2 separate regions of the Mus musculus genome follow, and region 2 is linked to region 1. The links are chromatin contacts, found by POLR2A ChIA-PET in ENCODE. All regions are on one chromosome and are shown on one strand. Each heading gives the region's core, a stretch centred on a gene start or an enhancer-like site at or near the end of the contact. The rest is flanking DNA. Distances are from core to core; before and after follow the strand shown. Region 1 holds the start of Ehd1 (EH-domain containing 1). Region 2 holds the start of Arl2 (ADP-ribosylation factor-like 2).

What was found. ChIA-PET counts read pairs that join two places held with the same protein, here RNA polymerase II (POLR2A).
Region 2: POLR2A ChIA-PET joins it to region 1 with 14 read pairs in Patski. The contact joins the promoter of Arl2 here to the promoter of Ehd1 in region 1. POLR2A ChIA-PET finds 5 or more read pairs at or near these places in 3 of 5 experiments (Patski and embryonic stem cell).

What each region holds. Positions count from the first base shown.
Region 1 is chr19:6,275,005-6,278,499 of GRCm38, reverse strand. It overlaps Ehd1 (EH-domain containing 1), which reads right to left and starts at 1,604. Exons shown (of 5, transcript NM_010119.5): 1 at 1,122-1,604. The coding sequence starts at 1,525. Gm14963 (predicted gene 14963) reads left to right here and starts at 1,922. Exons shown (of 2, transcript NR_168273.1): 1 at 1,922-2,207.
Region 2 is chr19:6,139,229-6,142,723 of GRCm38, reverse strand. Arl2 (ADP-ribosylation factor-like 2) reads left to right here and starts at 1,587. Exons shown (of 5, transcript NM_019722.3): 1 at 1,587-1,687. The coding sequence starts at 1,623. LOC115489019 (a long non-coding RNA gene) reads right to left here. Exons shown (of 3, transcript XR_003952891.1): 3 at 810-3,094.

The DNA of each region.
Region 1 (3,495 bases), core at 355-2,854:
CTGGCAGCAAGCTTGCTCTAGAACAAGCTGGCCCGCCCTGTTGGGCCGGACAGTGTCTACAGAGGAATGTGCTCACACAGGGCGGAGACCTGGAAAGCAGGATTCACATTCTTTCCAAGGCTGTTCCCCTAGGCAGAATGCAGAAGTCGAAAGGCATGTAGAGTCACTCCTTGAAAGAGGGAGCAGAGAGGGCAGGGTCTGTGAGTCCTGTCATACCTCCTGTGGGAGGAGTCTGGGATGCCCCAATGCCCTTAAAGATCCTGGGTGTTAAGAGCTCCTCAGGCAGGCCACTGTGATTCATTCATAGCATCCTGAGGGGCTGACTCTAACTCACCGGGAACTGGTTAAGCTGAGACTCCAGGAGACACACGAAGTCTATCCAATCTATCCTAGACTATGGGTCTGGTCATTTCAGGAGCCACAGTGTTACCACCCCCTGAAGTCCCTGAAGTCTCCTGAGGCAACACTGACTTAAGCTTTTTTTGTTTTGTTGTGTTTGAGACAGGGTTGTCTCCTGTACTCCTGGCTGGTTTGGCATTCACGTAAGTGCTGCTTTTAGGAGGGGTGTTGGGACTCCTTCATCCCCTGCCTTCAAAGGGGGCTGCCCCCAAATCAGCAGACCAAAGCATAGCCTCCGCGCCCTTCCTACACAAAACCACTGGTCCCTGGAGATGTGACGCAGAGAGTGACACACTAGCAAAAGGAACATCTAAGTCTCGAGGTTTCCCAGGACACACACTTTAAAAACGGACCCCAGAGGAGGAGGGGGATTCATGAGAATGAGCTGGGTGCCTCCAGAATGAGGAACAAGAAAGGGGGGACAGCAATGGTTCATCTTCTCACAGCAGCCCCCCGCTCTGTGGGAAGTAGGTCTGGGGTCTGCAGGAGGATGTGAGAGTTAAACTGAAAACCTGGAAGGTTCTGGGAATGACAGAAGCCAGAAGAGTGGACGATGCCTAGTCTCTAACTTCTCTCGGGTAGTTAGTGGGACGCAGCAAAGCCGGTGTCCCTGGGAGTGGTCGCCTAGGGTCTGGCGGGGGCTCTCGGAGACAAAGGCCGGCTGGGGGCAATGGCTCCGGAGGCCTTTGGTATCCTCGCGCTGGGGGGCAAGGGGTGGGTACCTGTTGAGGAAGGCGTTGCCGAAGGCGTTGAGCTTGCGGAAGGGGCGCCGCGGGTCCACGACGAGCGCGTTGCCGGGCACCACGCCCTCGGTGGGGCCGTGCATGACCGCGATGAAGGAGTCGGTGGTGGGCTCCGGCCCGATGCGCATCCCCGGGAAGTCCTGCTCGATCAGGTGGCGGATGAAGGTGGTCTTGCCGGTGCTGTACTGGCCGACCAGGAGCACCATCGGCTTGTTGTCGAAGTCAGCGTCCTCCAGCGCGGGCGAGTGGAACTCGTGGAAGCGATAGTGCTCCTCCAGCGGCAGCAGCTTCTGCGCGTACAGCTGCCGCAGCCCCTCGGCCACCGTCTGGAAGAGCTCCGGCTCCTTCTTGCGGCGGGCATCCTTGCTCACCCAGCTGAACATGATGCCGGAGACGGGGCTGGCTGCTACAGGACGGAGCGGTGGCTGAGCGGGACTGGGGCGCGCGGCCGAGGAGGGGCCGGCCGGCCGGCGGAGGGCAGAGGGGCAGGGGGCGGGGCGCTGCCCGCACCGCGCAGGCGCAGGCTCGAGGGCCGGCGTGAGGACCACGACAGCGCCCTCTGCCGAGGGTCGCGCGAACCTCGTCGAGCCGCCCCTTTATAATAAGCCGGAGCCCGGCGTTCCCGCACGCTGGCCGCCGCCTCGAGGCTGGCCCGAGAGGAGGCGGGGGAAGAGCCCTCCAGGCCCCGCCCCATTCGCGTGCCACGTCCTCTTCTGCTTCCCATTAGCTGATTTCAAATATCGCGAGCTCGTGGCTGCGGTGCCTTGGCAACCGCACCTGTTTTGCTCCGCCCCTCGAGGGATGGCTCGTGGAAGTGTGGCGGTCGCGGGTGCCAGAGTCTGGCGTCGAGATGTACTAAGTCTGAGCACCATCTAGCACGTGTGGGCTTCCGGACACCCCCAAGTACTTCAGCTGCGCTCCCCAACTGCAGTGTTTCCGCTGGCTAGGAACTCCCAAAAGCATCGGGAGCCTCACCCTTTGGTCTTTTAGCGACTCTGGAGAGGGACAGGACAGCGGGAATAGGGAAAGCCGAGGGAGTACAGGACACCGGGAAGAGGAATATCGGTAAGGAAGGAGGAAGAGTGCGCTGGGACTCCACTCAGACTGATGGGAGAGGGACACGGCAATGGAAACAATTGACGTGACCTAGCGGGGAGTTTTCACCAAGGCGGTGCCAGCTGCGGAATGGGGTAAAAAGTTGCAGCTTTCTGGCTAGATGAGTTTGGAGGAAGTGAAATCGGAAATACCCTTTGTAAGGAAGAGGGGCAGTGTTGAGCAACAATGAAATGTTGTGGGAACTTAGGGGAAATTAAAAGCCCCAAAATTTCCGCTTTCCTGTCAGGGACACCACCAGTACCATCTCTTGTTCCGTTCTGAGTCCCAACCTGTTTCCAGTTGGTAGCTGTTCCCCACCATCATACCTGGCCACACCTAAGCCCCCTTGGCTGTGTCTGCTGGTGTCTAGTGGGTGATGTCAGAGATTTGGGGACTATGATTGTTAGGTAACTAATATCAGGTCACCCAAGTGGCAGGAGGATCTAAGGGCCATTGGAGAAGTCTAAAAGGCACCGGAGGAGTTGTTTAGCACACAGTTGTGGTCTCAACTGTTTGGAAAGGTTGGAGGATCACTTGAACCCATCGATTTGAGGCCAGCCTCGACAACAGACGCTGTCTTAAAAGAAAAAAAAAAAAAGACAAAATATTTATCGATGAGGCTAAATTCATAGCTTAGTGGTAGAAGCACTTGCTTAGCGTGCACAAGCCAGTAGGGCCCATCCCCAACAGCACTAGAGCCAACAGAAAATCATGGGAACTTGAAAGCCTTGGATCCCACTTGAAAACTTTGATTTGGAAGCCTGTGAGCTAGACACCTATGTGGGGTTAGGCGGGGAGAAAACAGTGGGATCTCACAGGAAGAAAGAGCCGTGTGTATATTGAGGGATCTCAGTCAAGTGGGATCCAGAGAAGGCAAGGTGGGAAGGTTCAGAGATCATTGCCAGAGACAAGCAAATCCCAGCCTGCCTGCAGGCTCTGGGCCAGGCTTCTTCTTTGATCTGGAGTTTCTCCTTTTTTGTGTGGTGGGGGGGGTATTGTGAGTGTGCCATTTGGTGAGTGTGCTATGGGGGTGTGAGTGTGCTATGGGGGGGTGGGATGAGTGTGCTATGGGGGGGTGAGTATGCTATGGGGGGGTGAGTGTGCCATGGGGAGGCAAGTGTACTTTGGTGGAGGGGGTGAGTGTGCCACGGGGGGGAGGGGGATGAGTGTGCCATGGGGGAGTCAAGTGTACCATGGTGGAGGGGGTGAGTGTGCCATGGGGGAGTCAAGTGTACCATGGTGGAGGGGTTGAGTGTGC
Region 2 (3,495 bases), core at 338-2,837, 140 kb after region 1:
CACATTCAAGAACACATATATGGTTACAATTAAATAGAACCCTAGCTCTGCCCGGTAGTGGTGGCGCATGCCTTTAATCCCAGCACTTGGGACGCAGAGGCAGGCGGGTTTCTGAGTTCGAGGCCAGCCTGGTCTACAGAGTGAGTTCCAGGACAGCCAGAAAGAAAGAGAGAAAAACCTACACAGAGAAAACCCCTGTCTCGGAAAAAGCAAAAACAAACAAAAAACAAAAAAAGAGAAACTAACTCTTTGGGCCAGTGAGAAATCTCACCAATTAAAAAAAAAAAAAAAAAAAAAAAAAAAAAAAAAAAAAAACTTGCTGAGAAAGTCTGATGCTAAATTCCCTGCCTGGAACCCACATAAAAGTGCGACAATCGGGGCTGGAGAGATGGCTCAGCGGTTAAGAGCACTGACTGCTCTTAACCTGAGTTCAAATCTCAGCAACCACACCGGTGGCTCACAACAACCTATAATGAGATCTGATGCCCTCTTCTAAGGGGTCTGAAGACAGCTACAGTGTACTTACATATAAATTAATCTTAAAAAAAAAGTGTGAGAATCAGCTCCACAAAGTTGTCCTCTGATCTCCAGTGGTATGTGCAGACACGCGCGCGCGCACACACACACACACACACACACACATACAGAGTTTACACACAACAATGATGATTGTTTTGAGACAGGGTCTCAGATGTGTAGCCCTTTCTGTCCTCAATATATATACAGACCAGGCTGCCCTCAAACTCACAGAGATCCACTTGTCTATGCCACCCAGGCATTGGAATTAAAGATATGTGCCAACACAACCAGCAAAGAAAAAAAAATTTTTTTTAAAGAACTCTTGTCAAAGTCATTTACTGAAGATAATCTGATTGTACAGCTAGTACATGCCAGCAGCCATGAGGCTAAGCACCAGGTGGGCTTCAGGTTTTTTATCGTTGTTTTTTGAGACAGGCTCTGCCCTGCCAGTTTTATCCTAACAGTTGGGATAGAGCGTCTCAACCTGATAGGGTCCTAGATAGCACTCAATCCTTTGTGCGGGTCTGGTCCCTGCATTGCGGGGAGCTTGGAACTCTAAACAACCCAAGGAGGCCATACTGTCCGCACATTTAGAAATGGCCCCTAGGGGGAGTCATCATCCTCAAGTGAACGCACAGAGCCATTTCCGACAGAGTCCCGGACCAGGACCAACGGTTTTCCGTCACTGGTAAATGAATGGAAGTCACAAGATGCACTGGTGGGAACCGTATTACAGTCCCCGGATGATTCGTCAGCTCTTTGTGGAACCAGATTCCGACTCCTAGCTCAGAATCTCTTCGCGGCTACTCCCTACCCAGACGAGATACTGCTCGAGAAAGTCAGCCTCTGTCTGGCATCCGACCGAGGCCTCGGAGTCGGAAGGCTTAGGGACTTCTCCCTTGTCCCCACCAACCCTCTGCCTTCCCGACAAGGGTTAACGCAGCAGGCTTCAAAGTCGCCGCAGCGCCTCTAGGGGGCGACGCCCTGCACTCCTGTGGTCACGTGACAACGAGGGCGGCCACAAGCGCCAGGCTGGCCAATAGGAGACGGGAGCGGGGTCCCGGGACTAGAAGAAACGGCGGCCGGGAGGGGGCTACGGGATCATGGGGCTTCTGACCATTCTGAAGAAGATGAAGCAGAAAGAGCGAGAGCTGCGGCTGCTCATGCTGTATCCTCCGAGCGCTAGAGCGGTCGCGAGGGTAGCGGGGCCCGCCGGGTGGGCGGAGCCGGGCGTGGGGGGGCGCGGCCGCCGTGGGTACCTATTGCCGGTGGTGCGTCACGCACGCGGCGCTACCACTGCTCGGCGCGGGGCCGGGGAGGGCCGTACCACTCTGCGGGGTGGGGGTTGGCGTGCAGAAGGCAGCCCGGTGGTCTCAAGGCCCGGCCTAGACTTGGGACTCCAGTATCACTGCGAGGCGCGACGCAGTGGTGGTGACTCGGACGTCACGCTGCCTCGGGCTGGCCCGAGCGTGGGCCCTGCTCCTCCCTGGCGCTGACCCCCTCCCCTTCATCTACGGGTGTAGGCCTTGGCGCTTCCCTTAGGGTCGGAATCCCAGGGTCTCGAGGACCGCCTAGGCTCCTGCGAGTAGGCGTGGACTCGGTTGGCCACAGGTCCCGCTGTCACTTAAGGCCACCAGCGACCTTTCACCGCATTAACTGGCACCTGCATCACCCGTCTTGCACTGTGCCGGGCCACCTAGGCATCTGCGATCCACAAAGTAGCAGAGGGAGAAAAGGAAATTTAATGTGCACGTAGAACTTTACCACTCGTGCGTGTTTTAGACAATTCTGAGAAAGACACTCATTAGATGACCTCCAAGCACCTATGTTAGGGAATTCGGTAAAACAGGGAAGCGAAAAAGGCTTCATTTCAGATATTCTGTGATGAAAGGGGAGAAAAAATTGATAAAGCAAGTAAGATATGTAGTGTAGGATGAGAAGAATAGAGTCCACAAGGAGGTAGAGAGAGCTGGGAAAACGTAAGCAGAGGACCTGCAAGTGCGAAGGCCCTGGAGGAGGATAAGACAGGCATGTTCAAGAAAGGTTGAGAAGGAAAGAGCTGGAGAGAGGGAGAGCCCATGGGCTGGGGCCATTTAGGCAGCTGGACTATGAAGGGAGCACAGGATGGTGGCTTAGACCATGGTGGTAGTAGGAGAGTATTATGACTTGCTGCTGAATGGGAGAAGACAATGAGGGAGATGTAGCCAAGCATGAACTGGTCTCTGGCCAGAGTGTTCAGAAGGACAAGGAGCCACTTGCTGAGATGAGAGACGCATGTCCCTGGGAAGACACCAACCCTGACTGTTGGGCAGGTAGGTAGCAGCCATCAGCCTAGAAACGATCATGGGATGGCCCAGCTGGGGAGTGCTGAGACCCAGGTGTAGACGCTTGTGTGAAGTCAGATGAGGGTAACAGGATGGGGTCTGGGAGAGGGCCAAGGAAAGAGCAGCAGCGCCCGGAGCAGAGCAGAAGCTGGGCCACCCGGCCAGTGGAGAGCAGTAAGGGGGTCTTCGGAGACCTACCTGGCAAAGTGAGGCTTCAGGAAGCATCAGGAGCCAGTCTGCTAACAGTAGACCTGTAGAAAGCAAGAGGCTAAGTAAAACTGGTGCAGTGGTGAAGAACCAGGGAACAGGGGTTCAGTGCCCAGTACCCACTTGGTGCTTCACAGCCTTGTGTAACTTCAGTCCTGAGGTCCTCGTGTAGGCAAAAACTCAAAATATTCTAAGCAAACAAAAAATGAGCATGGTATCGAACACCTCGAATGCCAGCGTTCAGAAGGTAAAGGCAGGTGAATCTACGGGCTTGAGTCCAACCCGGTCTACAGAGCAAGTTCCAGGCCGGCCAAGGCTACATAGACCTTGTCTCAAAAAAAAAAAAAACCAAAATGCAGGAAAAGTCCAACATGGTGTTACATGCCTGTAGTTCTGGCACTCAAGAGGCAGAGGCTGGAGAACTTTGACAAGTTTGAGGCCAGTT